Regions from separate parts of the Homo sapiens genome. Here region 1 is linked to region 2. Evidence: read pairs that join two places in POLR2A ChIA-PET (ENCODE). Cell type or tissue: MCF 10A. All regions are shown on one strand. Each heading gives the region's core, and the rest is flanking DNA. Links, peaks and the distances in the headings are about the cores only.

Region 1 (11,899 bases), core at 2,834-6,833, 110 kb before region 2:
AAACTTTTTGCTTCTTTACTGTTTATTGGAAGGTGATCCTAGAAAAGTTTGTCACAGCTTTCTGAAATCTGAGAACATTTCCAGAAAAATGTAAGTTGATTTAAATTATTGGTTATAAATTTTTCCTTGAATAAACTTGGCAGAAAAGTTAATATTTTGTATTATTGTAAGTTTTTTTCCCAATGGAGAAACTGTAGAAACTTTTTTAATATTCTAAGTCAAAAGACAAAATATTTTGTTACTATTATTACATATTTCAGTCTGTCTTCACAGTCAGCTTTGTCCAGTGAAAGAATCTGTGACTGGAAATACTTAGGTTCTCAATTAAAAGAATACAAAATGTTATTTGACCCCGACCCCAAAAAATGCACACGCAAATACTAGAATGGAAAAAAAAAAGCCTGAAACAACACAAATGATTAACAGTATTCAACAAATAAACAAGCAAATACAAATATACAATATCGCTGTGATATTCTTAAGAAAACAGTATTAGATGTGCCATACTTAGGCAAGCTTGTGTGGAACAGCAACAGTGCGATATTCATAGAAAACAATGGAAATGTTCTAGTCTAGTAGAAAAAATAACTTTCAAATGTGATGCCAAAATAGCCAAGCATATAACATAGATAAAAATGAATTTTAGGCCCAGCGCAGTGGCTCAGGCCTGTAATCCCAGCACTTTGGGAGGCCATGGCGAGCGGAAGACCTGAGGTCAGGAGCTCGAGACCAGCCTGGCCAACATGGCAAAACCCCGTCTCCACTAAAAATACAAAAAAATTAGCTGGGCATGGTGGCATGCACCTGTAGTCCCAGCTACTAGGGAGGCTGAGGCAGGAGGATTGCTTGAACCTGGGAAGCAGAGGTTGCAGTGAGCCGAGACTGAGCCACTGCACTACAACCTGGGCAACAGAGCTCTCGAGACCCTGTCTCAAAAAAAAACAAAATTGAATTTTAAAAGATCATATTTCTTTAAATGGAGAATTCAAAATACTATTAAATGTGATAAAAGATATTAGAGATACAATTTTTAAATTAATAGTAACTAATTTACGTAAATTATGTTAGGACAAAATCATATTGAGCAACTAATATTTATCTTCTGATGTACCATCATCTGATGATGGTGGGCAGGCCACACTTGCATCTGATAGTTCATCAGATGATAAAAATTGAAGTCAAAATTGTGTATGTTATTGATTTTATACCTATTGTAAAAAGTAGAATTGAAAATACAATTTTGAATTTTAGACATTGATTTAAAAGAATAATGATGGCAAGCTAATGATAATGGCAGTTGGTAAGGAACAAGCATTTATTATGAGGCATGTGTGATACATAGTTTGAATTTCTTATTAAGGGACATGTTCTCAGCTGTGTCAAATGGGTGATTGCATCTTCAGAACAATTAAACAACTACATAGGATATTTTCTGTATCTGTCCAAAGATGAAACAACTTGAAAAAGCTGTTATATGTTTGTCACTAAAACACTTTTGGACACACAAAGGGAATGCTGACTAAAAGCTATTAAAACAACAAAATTTTATTTACACCAGATAACAAGATGCACTGGAAGAGTATGAGAAATAAAAGATAATCCTTAAATAAAAAGAATCATGGCCGGGTACGGTGGCTCACACCTGTAATCCCAGCACTTTGGGAGGCCGAGGCGGGCGGATCACGAGGTCAGGAGTTTGAGACCAGCCTGGCCAGTATGGTGACACCCCGTCGCTACTAAAAATACAAAAATTAGCCGGGTGTGGTGGTGGGCGCCTGTAGTTCCAGCTACTCGGAAGCCTGAAGCAGGCGACTCGCTTGAACCTGGGAGGCAGAGGTTGCAGTGAGCCGAGATCGTGCCACTGCACTCCAGCCTGGGTGACACGGCAAGACTCCATCTCAAAAAAAAAAAAAAAAAAAAAAAAAAAAAGGATCATGATCTTTTTTTAGAATTTTAATTTTAGGTTTGAGCATACATGTGAAGGTTTGTTACATAGATAAACGTGTCACAGGGGTTGGTTGTACATATTACTACATCACCCAGATATTAAGCTCGGCACCCAACAGTTATCTTTTCTGCCCCTTCCCCTCCCCACTCCCCCCACCCCCAAGTAGACCCCAGTGCCTGTTGTTTCCTTCTTTGTGTTCATGAGTTCTCATCATTTAGTTCCGACTTATAAGTGAGAACATGTGGTATTTGGTTTTCTGTTCCTGCATTACTTTGCTAAGGAAGGAATCATGATCTTTGGCAGAAAATTATTTCTGAATCTGCACTATCTATGGTTATTTGGTAGAAACTGTTGTTTTTAATGATGTTAGCAAAAGCTTGCAGAAATTCTAAAAACTGGAACCAAATAATGAGTTTGGCTGTTTTGCCTTTTTACGATTAAATTTTTTTATAGAGAGAAAATAGTTACTCTAAATTGAAATAAACTGCATGTAAAATATGTAACAAATGTGACATTTCTATAAAATATGAGAAAATCAGAACAAGTAAACAAAAATGTTTGCATCACTATAAAAGAGAATATGCACATACAAATAATCCCCAAACTAATATCTGTTGAGATCACTTTAGGTTTATTAAAAATAAAAAAAAACTTACCAAAATATTTTCTGGATCTGGATATTGTTTTTAGAGAAGGTAAAAATTGCAATGTAAGTGATAGATTTATATTATGAAATTAAAATTTTTTGTAGTATTTTCTATCGTAACAACAATTTAAGACCCCATGATAGTATTTGAACTTTATATGTAAAATCCATTGCCAATTTCTGAATGTAAATGTTACAATAACTTTGACAATTTCAGTTGCTATTGACTTAACAGCAAGTTTTCTCCATGATGAAATTAATTTAAAAATAAGAATACAATGGCTAAGAAAGGGTGTTGAATTTGGCATTACTATCTTTGAACATAAATTATGTAAAAATCCTGATTGGAAGAACGTAACTGTAATTTTGCTAAAATGAAGACAAGAAAAAATAATTTTTATATAGCAAATATATAGTCATGTATGAATTATGTATGCCTTTGTTATTACGCATCCAAACATCAGCCAAACAACAGAACTGCCAGTTATGTACAGAAAATTAAAGATCAGTCAACTTTAAAATTTGCTGATATTCAGTCATATGAAAAATAGTTCTCAACTTTGTTTCAAAAGTAGAAGGATACACCACATTTTTTTTTAACAGTCTGTTGGCTTGTTTGTTAACAAAAAAGTTAACAAACTCTAGGCCCACAAATTTAGGGGTAGGTCTGACTGAGCATATGTTAATTTTATAATTAGTGCTTGTAAGAACTGCTGTTTAGTTAATGTTTATTATATGTTGGGCACTGAGCAAAGTACTTTTTATACAGTAGCTCACGGCACCTGTATGAGTTAATTTCTCATACTGAGCTAAGGAAACTGAGGCATAGAAGGGCAAAGTTACTTGCACAAACATTGTCAAAGCAGAATCAAGTGGACATTTACTATACCTACTCGGAAATGGGACTGCCTGTTAAAGGCTGACAGATCACTAGGAAATGTTCTTTATAAATGCAATGCCTCTGCTGGATAATATCTGTCCCTCTACCCCAATTCATGCAGCCTGAAACTCCACCATTATGCATTGATTCCTCTTGGCTTTAAAGCCTTTTCAGTCTCCAAAAGAAACCAGTGGAAATGCAAATGCCCCCAGGGGATATAAGACGACAGCATATTAAGCCAGTGTTACTTCTCCTGTATTTTCCACCAAAGTAACCCATCAAACCAAGAGTGAATTCTTAACCCCCAGGAGTCTGAGGACTCAGCCCAAAAGATTTTGATCAATTTCTTTTGAGTCTTGTGCTGTCTATTTAAAATCATGCCTATATGCTTTTCCATACTACATATATTTTTAACATACAAATGTTAGCTCTTCAAATAAAAACGATGCTTCACAATAGACTCCATGTTCATCTTGGAGTTCAAGGACTCCATGGCATACACACTCCTGGTTTGTGAAGCAGAGCCTTAAACTACTGTCAGTGGCTACCACTGTGGAGTTTCCTTAACCCTCAGCTGAGAGCAAGGCCCAGCAGAAAATGGGGAAGAGAATAAAGGCCTCAAGAAGTTGCAATAATGATGAGAGGGGAGGAACTAGAAGTGACAAGGCGCCTGGGTTACCTGCTTCCCAGTTTGGTAGAGGACCTGTCCTGTTGGTCTTTTATTTTACTCAACTTTCTTAGTCATTTCAAAGTCTACCTTTGACTGTTTTAAAGGGAGGTAAACTGTCTGTCATTAGAAATGTGCAAGCAGACTAGACAGCTGCTTGCTTTGACGGCTATGGGTCGGGAACAGGGACAGTGGGCTTCAATCAATGAAAAGAGGAAACTTTCAAATTTGATGCCCTATAGTCCTGAAATTTTGTTACTCTTCTGAAGCATGAGTTTCAGGAAAAATGTACTCAATTCAATAAATATTTATTCAGCACTTTTATAAGTGCCAGATGCCTGGCAGTGGTGGAGAGGACAGTCTTCCCAAAACTCATAGTTTGCTGGGGAGAGACATAAACAAGCAGGTAGTTCGAGTACAGCTTACAGGCTCTCACAGAAGTACAGAAGTTATGGAAGCTCAGTGGAGGGGCACCAGGCTTGGATCTTGGTAGCCTTCTAGGAAGAGGTGATATTTAAATCAAGATTTGAAAAATGAGTAGGAGTTTACTCAGGTCCTCCTGAAAACCACTGTAGCTAGCTTCAGGATTAATTTCAGCTGGTTTCACCAGAGCCCTTCTCTGCCCTGCTACACGTTGTTCATTCATTCTACTTGTCAATTCAGGATATTTAGGGACAAAAGGCTGACTTTTAATTATCAATTATAGTCTTTGAAGATGCAGAGAGGACAAGTGGCCCATCCCCATTGTACAAAACTACACAACCTACGGGGACCAGACTCCAGGTTTTTGGCATTAAAGTTACCAGGCAGATCCTAAACTCACTTAAGACATTCACAGCTGTTTAACCAAAGGGACGACAGGAGGGTGATTCATGGTGCGTTTGCCTCCCGGGCTGTGAACACAAAGGAAAGAAAATGTTGTTAAGGGAAGAAGCAGGCTCCTCCTTGCAGTAGTATGTTTTTTGGTCGTCATGCGGTAGACAGCGGGGCCAATAATACAGCCTGCAAAATTTCCAGCTGAAAAAAAACAAACCCTTTGAAGTGGCTAATGAATACACTCTTTTTAACTTACTCCGATCTCATTGCTGAGAGCTGTGCAGTTGCTCCTGGGCAGAAGTTTCACTAATGTAGGGATGTTGACTGGCCACTGCATCAAATATTTATCAAGTCACAGATGGGAATCTACAAAGAGTTTGCAGAGAGGTTTCGTGTCTCCCTTCGGTTCTAGGGGAAGCACGTCAGCACTGCAAAATGCAAGTCCACAAATACACACTTTTAAGCTTATGCATAGGGTTGCTGACCCATTTTAATCAGGTTAAATGGGGCCAATTTAAAGGGAATCTCTTTTTTTCTTAAAGTAAAAGTAGCATGTTTTCATTGCAGACATAAAAAAAGCCTTACACAAAAAGAGGGAAATGGAACTCACTTATAATTTTACCACCCAGACCTATTGTGTATTATGCCTTTTTTATTTTATTTTTTATTTTTTGCTGTTTATAAAAGACTCACTTTTTTAACCTTTTATTTTAAGTTCAGGGGTACAAGTGAAGGTTTATTACATAGGTAAACTTGTGTCATAGAGGTTTGTTGTACAGATTATTCCATCACCCAGGTAATAAACCTAGTATCCATTAGTTATTTTTCCTTATCATCTCCCTCCTCCCATCCTCCATCCAACATCTTTTAAATAAAAATTAAATCATACTGTATCCAATATTCTGTATGTATTTTATTCTTTTGCTTTTTTATACTTGTCTCATTTAACAATACGTTCTTACCATTTTGCATAATATTGAGTATTTTTCTACAATATATTTTCATATATTTACACAGTATTCCAGTGTATCAATGTGCTATGATTTACCTGGCCAACCCCTTGCCATTCGATATTTGTGTCTAGCTTTTCTATGCAGTAAATGATTATTTTAATGGAGATCCTTATAACCAAATAATTATTTGTGCCCAACTATGATATTTTCTCTGACAAATTAGTGAAAAAGGAATTGCTAGGTCAAAGAGTTAGCCTGATATACCAGTTTACATTTCCATCATCAGAGAATAAGAGGAGTGGGGCTGGCATTCTTAATGGGCTGTCAGTTTGCTCATCTCAGCTAAGATGGTCCAAGGTCACTGAGAGATAGATATTGGTCTAGGAGTTTGGGGGTTGGTTGGTTTATATGCTTATTTGTTTTTGTAACAGCCTCCTTGAAACTTGAACGTTTTTCCTCTTTAATTTAACAGCTATCTTATTTCTCTGGTCTCCCATCTTTATTTAGTTACACTGGAGAGAAAAGAAAGATCTCTTCAATGGCAAACAGCAGTGCCTGAGTTCAATAAGGATTTATGGCTTGCTGTTTTGCATTGCTAGTAACCACAGTTATAAGGCTGGGCCTATCAATATCTTTTTCCTCTAGCAATAGAAGGCAAGCTGTTTCCTGCAATTGAAGTCTCCTAGAACAGAAGTTCACTGATAGAAAAAAATAGGGAGGAGGGGGGTTTGGTAGGATAAGGTCACTAGCTATTTGTTTTTCCAAGTAAAGCTATTGGAACAATCACAATCAGCAATGGCCATCTATTATCATAAACCAATTACTAAAGAATGGGCATTATAACACACTTGCACTCATACAAAAATAAATGAATAATAAGAGAGTTTCAGAATAAAATACCTTCTTACCTAAGAAAGAATAGTTGGCCTTCTTACACTGACATATACACGGTCCTTATTTTTTCTTCTCACAAATGATTTGAAAATATCACTTTGGATTGGCATCAGTCTCTGGGCCTTGGCCTGAAAAGCACCATCTTAGAGGATTGTGACCATGTCTTTTATTTGGAGCAGGGCCTAAACCAGTCCTTTTTCCTCCCTAGACAGGAAAGGAGAGGAATCTGCATTTTCCCTTCCAGGAGCCTCTTCCTACTTGCTTGGTCTATGAGGTGTTCCCAGATTGCAGTAATTTGGGTACCGTTTTCATGACTTGCACATACCCACAAGCTACTTATTATTTATTTAGTATTTGTTTTCAATCAACACTGTTTTAACTTCAAAAATACATTTATTTCAAAGGGAAACTTAATATCTCTACCATAAATGGAAAACCAATATTGCTTGTCATAAATAAAGCAAAACAATGATATTAGATTCTAGCTTCTCAGTTGTGCCTGCCAACAGTTCTGAGCCAGAGTCCTGTGCTTTCTTGATTTCTAAGGAGAGAAAGAGAGACAGGGTAGCAAGTGAAAAAGTGTTAAAGATATATTAGCACAAATATGAGACTTTGCCCTTGACAGAGCTGAAATGATTGAGGGAGATATGAAATAGAGATACATTTCTCACTAATTGAGGTCACTATTTTGATGCTCTGTGAGCCACTGGCAGGGGTCCCACAATTGAAAATACTAATAAAGTGGAAAAAGAACTGGACTTGGTTTTGAGCCCTGCTTGGCCCCTGCTGATAGTAAATCTTTGGGCAAGTCACTTCACTTCTTAAAGCCTCAGCTTCTCCAGCAGTAAAATGAGATGATAATAATCTATATCTAACAAGAATTGTGAAGAGTAAATGAGAATACTTAAAGCACCTTGTAATCTCTAAAATGCCATACAAGTCATGAAAAAATCATCCTCATTTGTGGAGCATTTTTATTTATGAGCATCAGATCTTTTCTCCAAAGGCCCAGAATATACTGACAGGCCCAACAATCACTATAGCCTAAAACAAGTAGATGAACTAAAGCCTTTAAAAATGAATTACTGGATCCCGCATCATTTGGAATAGGTCCTTGAGAATTATAATTATTAGGCCGGGTGCAGTGGCTTACTCCTGTAATCCCAACACTTTGGGAGGCCAAGGTGGGAGGACAGCTTGAGTCCAGGAGTTGGAGACCAGCCTGGGCAACATAGCAAGACCCAGTCTCCACAAAAAATTTAAAAATCAGTTGGATGTGGTGGTGTGCGCCTGTGGTCCCAGCTATTCAGAAGGCTGAGGCAGGAGGATCACTTGAACCTTGGAGGTTGAGGCTGCAGTGAGCTATGTTCATGCCACTGCACTCTAGCTGGGGCAACAGAAAAAAAACATCGATAGATAGATAGGTAGGTAGATAGATAGAGATATATATATGTATAATTATTTGATTGATGGCTCTAATTAGCAGGAACCAGGTCTGGCTTGTTCACTTCTACGTTCCTTGCACCTACTTCAGTGTCTAGCACATGGGAGATTTTTAATAAATGGTGAATGATGCACTCCTAAAAAAATGTTGAATGAAAAAATGAATGAGTGAATGAACTAGTGAATGGCTAAATGAATGAGATTGCTTCTTTATACTAATACTAGACCTTAGTCTTTGTAATAGATATCCGTTGTTTTTTGCCACCCAGCACTGTATTAATCATATTTTTTATTTTCTGTGTTTTATGATGCTTCAACATCTTGGGGTCTGGTGGACCTGGAGAGGGACTGCCCATGCCGGGGGTAGCTAATTCCTAGAGACAGCAAACTTGCCTTGGAGCACCCCTGTGATACGCAAACCAACCAATCCCCACCCACCACCTTTTATTAGGCTCTTGCAGTCCAGGACACTATCCCTGTGCCCTAAATCACCCAAGGGCCAGGTACTAGGCAACAAGGGACTATCCTTTCACCCAGAGGCCACCCAAATGATTCAAACCATGCAATCCTAATTCTGCCCAACTGCTTACACTACCTTGCCCATTCTTTCTCTTAAAACCCAAGGCTAAAGGTTTCACATGAGCTTTCCCCTCACTCCCACCTCCTGCCCAACCCTGGTGCTTCCCCATGTGGTCCTGCATGACATGGCATGCAACATGGTCCCTCCTCTTGGGAACTATGAATAACAAAACTCTTGACAATGGCAATTGCCCCCTGATCTGCTGGCCCCACACCATAACAGGGTAAAAACAAAATCCCTAGTACATTTTAAAATAAGTACTAACCTTGAGGGCTCACCCCAATCTAATCTCAATTTATTATTAAAGGGGAGTGGCTCTCACCTTCATTCAGTGGAAAAGTATACAACTCAATCAACACATGACATCGTGATTGTCTCAGAAATTGACACATGACCACACTAAAGTTGCAGTGAGCCTTTTTCTGGGACAAAATCTCATGTGTTTTTTTTTCCCTGTTAGATTGGAAATTGGGAAGATGTTAGGTCTACAGCTATGCAGTAATTTTGCTAGCTAGAGGCAAAAAGCCTGTTTGAAATGGAGCCAACCAGTAAAAGCAATGCCAAGAGACAGAGGGAGAGAAATCAAGTTCTGATGGCATCATTTGAGTCAACACTACTCCTGGACTTTTCAGTTATCTGTGTTGAAGCCCATTTATATTGTGTTTATTGTACTTACAAGTAAAAGAATACTGGCCAGGCACGGTGACTCACACCTGTAATCCCAGCACTTTTGGAGGCCTAGGTGGGTGGATCACAAGGTCAGGAGTTCAAGACCAGCCTGGCCAACATGGTGAAACCCTGTGTCTTCTAAAAAATACAAAAATTAGCCGGGTGCGGTGGCGGGCACCTGTAATCCCAGCTACTTGGGAGGCTGAGGCAGGAGAATCGCTTGAACCCAGGAGGCGGAGGTTGCAGTGAGCTGAGATCATGCCACTGCACTCTAGCCTGGGTGACAGCGCAAGACTCTGTGGCAAAATAAAAAAAGAAAAAAAAAAGAATCCTAACTTATGGGGTCTTCTTTTTCTCTTTTCATGATGCCCAAAGCCACACCTGGAGATATTTAAAACTGTGCTTTGAACTAAGTCAGTTCCATACTTAGTGTATGCCAGGCACTGGGCAGGATCCTAGGGATACAGCATCTAATAAGACCCTTAGGGACCTGCAGTCTGTATGGGAAAATAGCCATGCAAACAAGGGGAGAGTGCAATAAGAGCATAGAGACTCAAGCAAAGGCAGTGGAGTTAGCAAAGGAGTAGTCAGATCTGCCTGGAGGTCCCCCTCCTCTTCAATCCTATCTTTGTCCCAGCCTTGTCTGAGGAGGTTCCAATGAGTGTGTCTCCCAGTTCAAGGAGGATCAACCAAAACATTTAGTGAGTGCTGCCTGTGCCACTAGGCCCATGCTCATTTCATTCTTTCAACTCCTTTACAGGGAGCTAGAAGAATTATCCCCACATTCCTCTATTCAGAGGCTTAGCAGGGACAAACAACCCTACCCAGCTCAGTGGTAGAACCTGAACTCAAATGAAGGCTGTATGACTCCAGAGCCCATGCACTGCACTGCTATGCCACTCCCCAGTGTTTGCTGAGTGCTCACCATGTGCCAGACTCCAATTCCAGATCCCACTCCCAAATTATAAAAGAGAAAGTAGAATTCCAGAACTATGTATGTATGTATGTATGTATGTATGTATTTAGAGACGGAGTTTCGCTCTTCTTGCCCAGGCTGGAGTGCAATGGCGTGATCTCGGCTCAGTGCAACCTCTGCCTCCCAGGTTCAAGCAATTCTCTTGTCTCAGACTCCCAAGAAGCTGGGATTACAGGTGCCTGCCAACATGCCCAGCTAATTTTTGTATTTTTAGTAGAAACGGGGTTTTGCCATGTTGGCCAGGCTGGTCTCGAAGTCCTGACTTCAGGTGATCCACCCGCCTCGGCCTCCGAAAGTGCTGGGATTGCAGACATGAGCCACCGTGCCCAGCAGCGTTCCTTTAAAAAAAAAAGGTTTTTTTCAGATGGTTCTTACTCTGCCGCCCAGCAGGAGTGCAGTGGCACAATCATGGCTTGCTGCAGCTTGAACTACTGGGCTCAAATAATTCTTCCCAGTAACTGGAACTACAGGTGTGCACCACTGTGGCCCAGCTAATTTTTTAAATTTTGTATAGAGACAGGGACTATCATTGTTGCCCAGGATGGCCAAAATCATTCCTTATTGTACAACAGAATTTGCTATTGGATTCTCTCACACTATCTTCCCCTGTGTGTGGAAAACAATAGGCAACTTAGAAGAATCTTCTTTGACACACAAATTATTTTGAAGACCACACCTAGTAAGCACAAGGTAGGGCACCTGTGTATGGGCATGCCCTTGCTCAGGACCCCAAACTATTATCTGAGACGTCTTCCCCTGGCGATCCTCTGAGAGATGGAGCAGCCAGATGCAGCATTAAGTGGAGAAGAACCTCCTGAGCCCCAAGATCAGGATTGCCTGCGGTTGAATGGGGCTAGGCAAGATCTCTGACTGACACCAGTCAGCGAATTGTGCCTTTGCTTCCAGCAGAGCATGTGGGGCTTCTGAGCATTTCAATGTGCCTGGTGGGGGCACCAGAGGCAGCCTGAGCCCCAGGCATACTGGCCACCTTGGCAGATTTCCTTTTTAAGCTTCATGTTGGCTTGTCAACCTCATCATCCCAAACCCATTAAACAAACAATTTATTAGACTGGCAGCCCCTCTGGATGCTGCAACTTTTATTTAAGGGACTGTTGGCTTTTCCATTTTCAACTATGCTGTAATTATTTTCTTTCCAGAGGAAAAAGGGTGCATCTTTCAGCTTGGGTAAGAAGTGTATTACTATATGTATGTGGACATGTAGTTCATATGCTGGCTATGAATATTCATAGACTCTCTTAGACATATCACATCAAATCTGTGTGAGGGAATAAGTATTTCACTTCAGAATCAAAGCTGAGTAGGATGCTTTTAAATCAGCATTAGGTTTTTATTATAAATGAATATACTTATATTAAATTTGGATTTGAATTAGATGTAATTCACACAATACATAATTACATAACTTG
Region 2 (11,899 bases), core at 4,665-8,664:
CTCTTGCCAGGCAGGCTCTCCGCCACAATCTGCAGGGTACATTGCAGTTGTTTAGACATCTAGGAGTCATTGCCTAGTTTTTTCTTTATGCATCAGTTCTAAATTACAGTCAAAACAAATGTAACAGCAAACTAGGGCTTTGTATTTTTTTCTAGACTTTTTTTTTGTTTTAATAAGCTGCCTGCTCTTTACTGAATTTAGACAGCAATCTCAAGGGAAGGAATGTCATCTTGTTGTCATTAAGTAGACACCAAGTAGACATCATAGTGTAGAACTATAAATAGCCAAAATGTTTTATATCAAATACAACCCAATTTTGTCTCAAATATAAAATTATTTTTTTAATTTTAAAAATAGAAAGATGACATAATCACTAGTGAAAAAACCTACCTTTTTCAAAATTAAAATGCAAGTTTACTGGATAATCAGTTTTATAGTGTCCTTTTCTCCTTTAACAATCCCTTCGGACCATTTTTAAATTTTTCTTTTACCTGGATTCATAGCTCAGTTCTGCCATTTCTTTACTATGTGATCCTGGACAAATTACTTAACCTCTCCGTGCTTCTGTTTTTCTTCTTTGTAAAATGGGCATAATAATACGTACCTTAAGGATCATTGTAAAACTAAATGAGACTTTTTAAAAAACATTCTTTAAAATCATTATTTAACACTTAGCACTATGCCTGACAAGTCCTCAAAAAAGTTAGCTATTTTTATTATGGCAATATTATTTATAATTGGTGGGGTCTATTCAATCATATTGCTCTCCTGTAATTTATTTAATCAATTTGCTACTGCTGGCCCTTCAGGATGACACAGACATTTTTCATTAATACCTGGCATTATTACCTTGGGATAAATCCTCAGGAGCCAGTATGCCCAAGAAAATTTCTAGGAAATACAGCTTCTCTTTTCTGCAATGGTTGCCATTACTCAGAGTTTTAGCACAGACATTTGGGAGATATGACACTTTAGCACTACCTTTGAGGCACCCACTTCTGTATAATACACTTATTCTACTAGTTTAGTTTGTTGTTTTGTTTTTAAACCATCCACAATTTGCCTTTGTTTGGGTGAAGTATAGTCCAGTTTAGAGCTAGGCTGAACAATTTTCTTGAGATCCCTGGGAAGACCAAGAAGACATTCTGTTGACATTTGGCAGGTAAGTTTTACCTACTCTATGTGTCAGAACCAAACAAACACTGATGCGCATTTGATTTTTTTCTTGGAAGAAAACCTAACAATGAATTAGGCTAAAGCCTTCAAGCGAAGTATTTCACTGGGCTATTTGCCTCAGAACCTATATTTTTATAGCCTGTTCATTAATTGTGAACAGATTATTTAAAAGGGATGTTTTATAATAGTAATATTAATAAATATTAAGGGTGGAAACTAAAAATTAAACCAGGGCAAAGGTTCCACTGTATGTATATCAACTCAGAGCGGACCCCCAGCAGGCAATGAAATGGGGCTGTTTTACAAAGCAAAGGGAGGAAGGAGGTCAGGTGCAGGAATAGGCAGGATCCTGGTGTTTTGAATCTGTTTGATTAAAAGGCAGGTTTGTGTAGAGAATTAAAGAAACAAATCATAGAATGGACACCTTGTGATGTAAGGCCCTTCACAAACAAAAGACATGTGTTGCATCTCATTAAAACAGGTTTTCTTTTATTGCCACTGATGGATTCGGATGTCATAATTTTCCCTCAAAAGTAAATGGCCTATTTTCAAAATAGGTGGAGAGTCTGTGCTCCTTATATCTGATCTTAATTCAAGAAATATATCTAACTGTAGTCTAACAAGAGTCAGTCTCAGAAGAAATTAATGAGGAACATCCATTAATTATTTATGCTCTGAAACAGTAGGTCTGCTAATGTTTCTGCTAATCACCAAAGCTAAACAGATGTATCTTCATAAAGACAATCTTGAAAAATAGAATGAGTATAAAAGAGATACAAATAGAAAAAATATGGATATGTATGGCGATGACAGGAAATAACAGTGAATGCATCACTGCTCCTAAGACAATATTTGTTTAAAGTGCAAAGCATAGTAAAATTGTCAGAGTGAGTTCTGTTCATGATTTCTAGTATTTAAATACTATAGTAAGCAATAATAATAGGAGTTGAATTTATAGGGACTAAAACTAATGCTAGAAAATGAAAAGAATCCTACTTTTTAAAACAGCATTTAGAAAGCTGTCCAATTTCCATAAACATTCTAAAAGCAGCATCTTTCATGGATGTTAAATGAATGGTAAGGTTGTAAATTTTAAAGTCATCATTTATAAATGCAAAATTATTCTAACCTTTATTTCTGCCTCCATACAAATTTGGTCAGAATTAAATCTGTTGGTCCCTTTATGGAGTTGCAAAGATGGTGTTATCACAGCACCCCTTATGGTTCTGTGATCTGCAGTATGGAGTAGTAGTTAAAGTGGAGCCATTTCTGAAACCAGATCATCTAAACGTAAATTTTAGCTCTACCATTTACTAGCTTTGTAACTTGGGTAAGTTAACCTCTCAGTATCTTAACTTCCTCACTGGCAAAATGGAATAATAAGAGTACCCACCCCAAAAGGTTATAAAATGGGTTCTTAGGACAGTCCAAAAGAAGTGCTGAGTTTTTGTGAGTTATTATTATTATCAAGATGGCCTTATTATCGTCCATGCATGAGAATGACAATACTGGGTATGTTTCCTAGAATTCACATTTTGTATAGCTGCAGCTTTCACGATGGAATGATAGTGACAGGCTCTAGGTTGCCTCCTAACTCATATTCCTAGTCATGATGTTCTCACAGTCCTTTGAATAGAATACAATTCCCTTCATAGTCCAAGGGAGATTTGAAGGACGGTTGGTATCAATGTGGTGATCAGTACAGGGGCCACAGGAGGCATGGCTTGAAAATTTGGTCCTTTTTCCAGTGTTCTGCCTCCAACCCATGCTGGAGACTGGGGATTAGGTCCTTTCAATGGCACTTTTGTCACTCGGATCTTTTATCCAAATTGTCACAGGGGGTGTGTCTTTGCACTTCTTTGGAAAGGTCACCTATGTCCTGCCTGCTGTCATCAGTATATGACATCAGTGATTCTAGAAAGTACTTCCCATTCTGCATGCCAGAATCACTTGGGGAAGTTTAATATATATATTTAATAATATATTTATTGTCCAGGCGCAGTGGCTCATGCCTGTAATCCCAGCACTTTGGGATGACCAGGTGGGCAGATCACTCAAGATCAGGAGTTTGAGACCAGATGATAGGTTTTGTTGTTTAATAAAACACAGAAGTGACACATAAAGCTTTGGCTGTATGTGGGTTTTGTTTTGTTAGTACAACTAATGGCATGTGGGCTTTGCCCAGCCCTGTGTATTTTCCCCACATTTCATAAGCTACTGTTCAAAGGCAGTGATTCTTAACATCTTGGGTCACTGCACATTTGACCTAAAGAGTGTTGTTTATGAAAGATCCGCTGTCACAAATTAGGGTGGATTTGAGGTTATCCCTTCTAATGAACTCTCTCTCCCTCACTTGCATTCTCTAATGCTTTCTTGCATGGAGAGAAGAGGCAGTTCTATTGCTGTGCATAAACTGGCATCCTGTTTAATCTCTACAGCAGTCTAGGGAGTGAGTGCCACTGATAGTCCATTAAAAAAGGTGGTTGAAATATTCATTTGCTTACCAGAAAAAAGTCAGGGGTGGGGGGCTATTTTTAGCTCATCATGACCATGTATTGCTCACATGATCATGCAGTACATATCGAGTGGGGTACAGCAAGACCCTGCTCTAGCCTTCAGCGGGCCAATGGCATGTTCTCCTATGAGCCAGAATGACTGTCTCACCTTTCAAGCTAGAACCCCTCGCTGGCACAGGTCCTCCTTCATCCCACAGTCGACCTCTCCCTAATGCCCGTATGCCTTTTCCTCTCTGCCTGCTCAACAGGGATGGCCTCAGCCTTGGACTTACAGGAGGTTGTAGAGGAAATAAAGACATGAAACAACACAAGAACAGTAGATTCCTTTGATATCATCCTCCCTCTTTTCCACCCACCCCCATGAACATACCCCTTTAGCATCAATGATCCCAGAAGCAGCTGGTAGGATGTGAAATTAAAATAGAAATACCACAAAGAGAAGACAGCCTATGACCAAAAACCAAGCTCCCTGTAAGTAGCACATTACCTCATTCATCCAAATGTGGGGAAAATACACAGAGCTGGGCAAAGCCCACATGCCATTAGTTGTACTAACAAAACAAAATCCACATGCAGCCAAAGCTTTCTGTGTCACTTCTGTGTTTTATTAAACAACAAAACCTATGAGCCATGTAACAGGCGCTGTTTTTTGGTCACAGACCAACTGAATTCTAAGAGCTGCTCAGCTGTATGGCAACGTTTAGGTCTTTCTACCCACACTGGCCATGTTTCTATTTCCCTCTCCACATATTCCTGATCTGCAGCACATGCTTATTTGCTGTATTGTCTGTAAAAATGTGTAAGCTCTCACAGAGCAGAATGCAATTAATCTGAAATAGAAACACAGACTCTTTATAAACCACAAAAATGAAAAAAACGTGGGGGAGTGATATATATTTTGATGACTACCAAAACTGGTGATACTTATGTGTCTTGTGCCACATGGTAGCAAAACTTTCTAAGGTGCCTATGCACATATTCAAAATTATGATTTCCAGACCACTCTTTCACTTATCACAATTTCCTCTCAGGTATTTTTACTCTAGAACAGATACTATCACCTTTAAAAAGCAACATCCAGAACTGCACCTATTACTAAAGTATCTATAGAGTATTTAAATAACAAATAAACCAGGTAGTGGGAGAAGGAAGAAAATTAAGCAGCTATTTTAGAATTTCTCTTCTTCCCAGTGTTGCCAGCCTCTGTTGGGAAAAAGGAGTTAATTTTCATAAAAACCTGAGCACTAAGCTTATGCAAAGTCAACATGTATGGGGAGAAATAGCAAGGATGTTTCCTCTGTGTTTATCATATAATTTATTACCCTCCTGAAACAAATGTGCAGATGACACTCATTTATTCCTGACATAATGCGGTAGGTGGTAAAGTTCTTCAAAAATTGTGTGAGTTGCTTTTTAGTATTACTACCAATTCATGAAGTAGCAATAGCAAATTATCTTTACCCACCTCAAAGTCCCAGTCTCTCATGCACTTTGTAATCTTATTTACAATAACTTTGTAATGCAACTTTGTAATCTTTGTATTCTCTAGTAGGAAGTGCTAGAACAATGTAAAAGTTTGAATGATTACATAATCCTTACATTTGTTGCCTGAAAAAAGTGTCCTGTTGGCTATAACATAGGCTTTTTCCTGCAGGTGCTTACCCTTTGGGGTGACAGTGGAGTGTTAGAATGGAATCCACAGGTAATATTAAAAAGTCCCCTCCCCTAATATTCCAGATCTAGTCTAGATAAAGCCATTATTAAAAATTTCACACCTGCTATCCTGTTTTGATTTGAAATTTGAAGAACAACTTTGCCTCTGGCTTCTGGGTAGTCACATTAAGTTAATCACTCCAGCAACAAGAAAGAAGAATAAAGCAGAAAATGAAGCAGAGGGACTCCCTGTGAATTAAGCATAGGGCCCCTGACTATCCTGGAGGAAATCTATGTGGCTACGGCCTCCCTTCTTCTTAAAGGGGTATCCTTTGCTATAGGGAATGGGTTTTTTTTTTTAAAAAAAGGTTATGAATAGAGAGGTGATATCCTAAGGAAGTATAAAATTGAGATATAAAAACAGCCTCATAGAAAAGTCTTTCTCTGAGAAAATATTTGCAAACTATGTATCCAACGAAGGATTAGTATCTAGAATCTACAAGGAACTCAAAAAAAATCACCAAAAGAAACCATAAATAATCCCACTAAGAAGTAGGCAAAGGGCTGGGCACGGTGGCTCACACCTGTAATCCCAGCACTTTGGGAGGCGAAGGCGGGCAGATCACTTGAAGTCAGGAGTTCAAGACCAGCCTGGCCAATATGGTGAAACCCCATCTCTACCAAAAATATAAAAAATTAGCTGGGTGTGGTGGCGCGGCACCTGTAATCCCAGCTACTTGGGAGGCTGAGGCAGGAGAATAGCTTGAACCTGGGAGGTGGAGGTTGCAATGAGCTGAGATCATGCCACTGCACTCCAGCCCAGGAAACAGAGCAAGACTCCATCTCAAAAACAAACAGAAAAAAAAGTGGGCAAAGGTGGCCAGGCGTGGTGGCTCACGCCTGTAATCGTAGCACTTTGAGTGGCTTAGATGGGCAGATCACTTGCTGCCAAGGAGTTTGAGACCAGCCTGGCCAACATGGTGAAACCCCAACTCTACTTAATTTAATAATTTAAAATAAATGTATAAAAATAATAAAAATTTCTTAAAGTGAGCAAAGGATATGAATAGACATTTCTCAAAAGAAGACGTACGAATGCCCAACACACATATGAAGAAAATGCTTAAATCACTAATCATTAGAGAACTGCAAATTAAAACCACAGTGAGATACCATACCACCTTACTCCTGCAAGAATAGCCATGATTAAAAAGTTAAAAAACAATAGATGTTGGTGTGGATGTAGGGAAAAGGGAATGCTTATACACTGTTAGTAGGAATGTAAATTACTACAACCTTGATGGAAAACAGTATGAAGATTCTTTAAAGAACTAAAAGTAGATCTTTAAAGAGCTAAAAAGTGGATCTACCAGTTGATCCAGCAATCCCACTGCTGGGTATCCCAAGGAAAAGAGGTCACTTATATGTAAAAGACACTTGCACATGTATGTTTATAGCAGCACAATTTGCAATTGCAAAGATATGGAACCAATCTAAGCACCCATTGACTAAAGAGCCGATAAAGAAAATGTGCCATATATACACCATGGAATACTATTCAGCCATGAAAAGGAATGAAATAATGTCTTTTGCAGCAACTTGGATGGAGCTGGAGGCCATTATTCTAAATGAAGTAACACAGGAGTGGAAACCCAAAACCTTATGTGCTCACTTATAAGTGGGAGCTAAGCTATGAGTACGCAAAGGCATACAGGGTGATATAATGGACTTTAGAGACTCAGAAGCGGGAGGATGAAAAGGGTGTAGGGATAAAAAAAACTATGCATTAGGTACAACGTACACTACTCAGGTGATTGGTGCACTTAAATTTCAGAATTCACTACTATAGAATTCATCCATGTAACAAAAACCAAGTGTACCCCAAAAGCTATTGAAATTTTTAAAAGGGAAAAAATACCAATCTAATAAAAAATAAAAGTAAGTAAAGTCTCCCTCTGGTCACTTTAATAGTGTGGCATGTTAGAAGGGAGGAGGGGAAACAAGCACAGATTCATCATTTCCAAACAAAAAGTGTGTCTATTTTCCATTTGCGTGTTTAAAATATTTTTATCTTCCAGGATGTTCAATAAATCAATACATTTGCTTAAATGGTTATAATAGAACTCACTAAAAAAAGAAATGTTAAATAGTTTTAATAATGATTATTTTCAGTGTGTATCATTTGAATGATAATTTTATAAAAGTTACAAGATGAAGAAAATGACAGCTTCCTTTTAAATTTTTTTCTGCCTTTTATCCAGAAACACAAAATCCATGAATGACTTGTGAAGTTATTTCACATACTTTGTACTAATGATATATCTATTCAATAGCTATTCTAGTGTCCCCCAAACAAATCTACTCTATACACAAAATAGTTTCATCCAATTTTCTATTTGAATTGTTTTCCTTTGGCCACACTCTATAGCAGAATTCATTGGTCAGCTTTTTTACACAAGTATACACGCTTTACAGAATTTTTTCTTTTTTCTTTCTGTCTCCCAGACTGGAGTGCAGTGGCGCGAGCTTGGCTCACTGCAATCTCTGCCTCCTGGGTTCAAGCAATTCTCCTGCCTCAGTCTCCTGAGTTGCTGGGATTACAGACATGCGCAGCCATGCCAGGCTAATTTTTGTATTTTTAGTAGAGACAGGGATTCATCACGTTGGCCAGGCTGGTCTCGAACTCCTGACTTCAAGCGATCCCACCACTTCGGCCTCCCAAAATGCTGGGATTACAGGCATGAGCCACCGTGCCCAGCCACAGAATAGTTAAGGAAAGGAAAGATCTCATTTTCTATAACTAAGGGATTCACACTAAAGGATTTACTGGGCTGGAGCAGATCATATAACAGACAAGAGAACAGCCAGTAAGGGGGATTCTGAAGTGACTCTCTTAAATAAACACCCAGAACAAAGAGCTCAAGACTAGGGAAGTGTTTATGCTTTTATGTGGTATAAGGAAAACTGGTAAGAAGGGATTCTTTTTTTTTCTTTTTTTTTGAGGCGGAGTCTCGCTCTGTCGCCCAGGCTGGAGTGCAGTGGCATGATCTTGGCTCACTACAAGCTCCACCTCCCCGGTTCATGCCATTCTCCTGCCTTAGCCTCCTGAGTAGCTGGGACTACAGGCGCCCGCCACCATGCCCGGCTAATTTTTTTGTATTTTTTTTAGTAGAGACGGGGTTTCACCGTGTTAGCCAGGATGGTTTCGATCTCCTGACCTCGTGATCCACCCGCCTTGGCCTTCCAAAGTACTGGGATTAAGGTGTCAGCCACCACGCTCGGCCAAGAAAGGATTCTTGTCTGGAAAGTGAGCCCTTTCTACCATCTTGGGAAGTGATTTATAAGACTGTTAAAACATGCTGTATTTGAGGCAACTCATGACTACATGCAATGTGTACTTACAACTGCTAAGGATTAGAAAATGTCGTTACCTATAGCTGTCTTTATCTAGTTGATTATCATGGTGTACAGTACTATAGAAATATAGAGGTGCCAACTCAGGTATGCAGTATACCTTTCTCTTTTCTTCAACATTGCTTACACATTTATTTAGGTGATCCCACAAGATTTAATAACCAAGGTAGAAAATTCAATTGCAGTTGAAAATAATTCGAGACAATCTGATGAAGCTTAGATCTGCTAATAGTGATGTACATTTCACAAAATACCTTCAGTGAACTCCCATTTAATGTTCATTGCAACCCTGTGAACATTAAATGGGTACTAATATTATAATGTTCATTTTATATGAGTAAACTGAGTCTTCTAAAGACTAAGAAGGTCAGGTGCAGTGACTACACCTGTAACCTTAGTGCTTTGGGAGGCTGAGGTAGGAGGATCACTTGAGCAAGGAAGTTGAGGCTACAATGAGCCGTGATAGCACCACTGCACTCCCACCAGGCAGCTTGGATGACAGAGAGAGACCTTGTCTCCAAATAAACGAAAAAAAAAAAGACAAACAAAACAAAAAAGACTAATCCCTACTCACAAGTAGCAAGAATTGAGATGTGAGCACAGTATCAAGCAATGGTTAAAAGCCCCACTTTGATGTCAGGCATAACGTGGTTTTAATTGTTGGCTTTGCTTTGAGACTATCGGTGACACAACTGCTCTATGCCCGAGTTTCCTCTTGCACAAAAAAGGAAAAATAATAGTATACCTCAGAGTTAAATAATAATGTTTAAGAAACTTAATAATGTTTAAGAAACAGCACAGTGAGTCACATAATGAGCAATGACATGGTAAACAATCTTATTTTGATCATAAGGCTCTACGGACCATTTTATGGCTGAGAAATGCCCAAGGTGTGGGAGATGAGCTACCTGCATCAGCTCTGCGGGCCCTGAGTTCTGCTTGCCATCCCTCTCTCAGGTCAAGAATACTAACATTGGCTGCGCGGGGTGGCTTATACCTGTAATCCCAACACTTTGGGAGGCCAAAGCGGGTGGATCACTTGAGGTCAGGATTTCGAGACCAGCCTGGCCAACATGGTGACACCCCGTCTCTACAAAAAATAAAAAAATTAGCCAAGTATGGTAGCACAAACCTGTAATCCTGCTGCTGGGTGGCTGAGGCACAAGAATCACTTGAACTCGGGAGGCAGAGGTTGCAGTGAGCCAAGACTGTGCCACTGCACTCCAGCCTGGGAAACAGGGTGAGACTCTCTCAAAAAACAAACAAAAAAGAGTGCGGACATAAAAGTACTGCATGGAGGGAAAAAAAAAAAAAGCACTGAATGAAAATGAAACCATGCTTAAAGAAACCAAGGCTTAATTTTATTTTTTTTAAAAAAAAGCAAGTATATTGTGATGTAGTAACTTCCACAATTCCTTTTCTAAATTTTCAACAATTTCTTCTTAGCACCATTAAAGTTGTGGTGAAATGAAATGAAAATTAACCAAATAAAAGGCAGAGAGATAGCTTGTTCTTCGTTCTCTCTCCTGGTTCTTCATTTAAGTCGTTTACTCGACAGTCATTAAAGTGCTTCTGTGTGCGGAATATTTTACCGTCTCATCTGTTTTCTTAATTTCTTATTTATGGCACACACACATACAAAAATCCATGTTTCTGGGCAAGAATGGTAAAGGATGACCCGACCAATCAAAATTCATTGTACTCTCTCTTTCCTTCCTTCCTTTCCTCTTTTTCTCTTTTTTTTCTTTCTTTTCTTTCCTTTTTTTTTTTTTTTCTTTTCTTTTTTTGAGATGGAGTCTCGCTCAGTCCCCCAGGCTGGAGTGCAGTGTCATGATCTTGGCTCACTGCAACCTCCGCCTCCTGGGTTCAAGTGATTCTCCTGCCTCAGCCTCCCAAGTAGCTGGGATTACAGATGCCCGCCACCACACCCAGCTAATTTTTGTATTTCTAGCAGAGATGGGGTTCCACCGTGTTGCACAGGCTGGTCTCAAACTCCTGGGCTCAAGTGATCCTCCTGCCTCAGCTTCCCAAAGTGCAATTTTTCTATTTTAAGTGTGCTGGTTTTCTTTGGATTCTGATTCATGCAGGCCATGCTGAAAGAAAGACAAGTGAAGCCATCTACTGTTACCACTTCTGCTACCCTAAGTCTATGAAGCATAAAACTGCCAGTGATGATAATCAAAACCTCAAAATGAATAAAAAGGCAATCCTCCATGGTTGTAAAACAGACGAGGCAAAATATGCTATGTTGTTTTTACAATATTGAAAGTTCTCTGAACACGTCTGAATGTACCAGTTAGGTTCTACTTTTCTTTTTCCAGATAAGACCATTTCTGAGAAATTGACAGGTGTCTATAACTCACAAATAGCTTTCCAAAAATACTAGGATCTCAGTACAGCTTTCCATAAAGAGTTCTTATGTAAGTCCTCACTCTTAAGTAGATTTTAATAATTTACTTCAATCTCTAGACTTTTCTTCAGCTTCATCTAATTTATCAATAATATTCACTTGAAAATTTAAAACAAAGAGTAGATGAAACTTCTTTGACATTCTTGGGGGCCTTGGGAGACCACACAGCACCATTCTATTGAGATGACTCCAAATAATTTCCACATGAATGGCTAAAGTGCAGAAATGTATAATTTATTAGGATTTAAATAAATCAGGGAGAAAAGTGCTTTAAAGTTATTGGTAGAAAATTTTCAAAAAATAAAGTTATAATTCTAAGAAATTAAGTTTCTACGTATAAAATATAAAATTCTTCCTTCCCTATATTTAACATTTCAAAGCAAAATATGCTGAAAAACTCTTTAATAACATGCATTTTTTTTTTTAGCATTCGATCACAGTAAAATTTTTAAAAAACACACGACATACTTCTGGAATCTTCACAGAGGAAAAAAAAGCACACGACATAATCCGATTTTATTTTTAGGGTGAAATACCTTTCTTAAAACATGTGCTGTGTGGCCAGGATGTTATAATCATTCTCTTTTGTCTCAGCAATTTCCCTGATACAATTTTCATATTGGAAATATTCCCTAATGCTACAAAATTTGTCAAGAATAAAAAACTTTTTCATTCAATCTCTTAGAACATGGCTAGTTTTCTCATGGGCTGTCAAAGAATAAAAAGTCCC

The links. Peaks named below come from ENCODE experiments on the same cell type or tissue, not always from the same donor. Only the 100,000 strongest peaks of a DNase experiment are listed, where the experiment ranks them.
Region 1: POLR2A ChIA-PET joins it to region 2 with 5 read pairs; 2 of 35 experiments call an interaction of 5 or more read pairs at or near these places.

The regions. Positions count from the first base shown.
Region 1 is chr5:146,402,641-146,414,539 of GRCh38, reverse strand. No RefSeq gene overlaps it. Among named protein-coding and RNA genes, the nearest start is that of TCERG1, 39 kb to the left of the region's middle. RefSeq lists an enhancer at 4,760-4,929 and a silencer at 6,440-6,734. In MCF 10A, for the core only: no CTCF peak of the experiment used is centred there; a DNase peak (open chromatin) is centred at 5,029.
Region 2 is chr5:146,294,132-146,306,030 of GRCh38, reverse strand. All of the region lies in intron 18 of RBM27-POU4F3 (RBM27-POU4F3 readthrough), which reads right to left. Among named protein-coding and RNA genes, the nearest start is that of POU4F3, 39 kb to the left of the region's middle. In MCF 10A, for the core only: no CTCF peak of the experiment used is centred there; no DNase peak of the experiment used is centred there.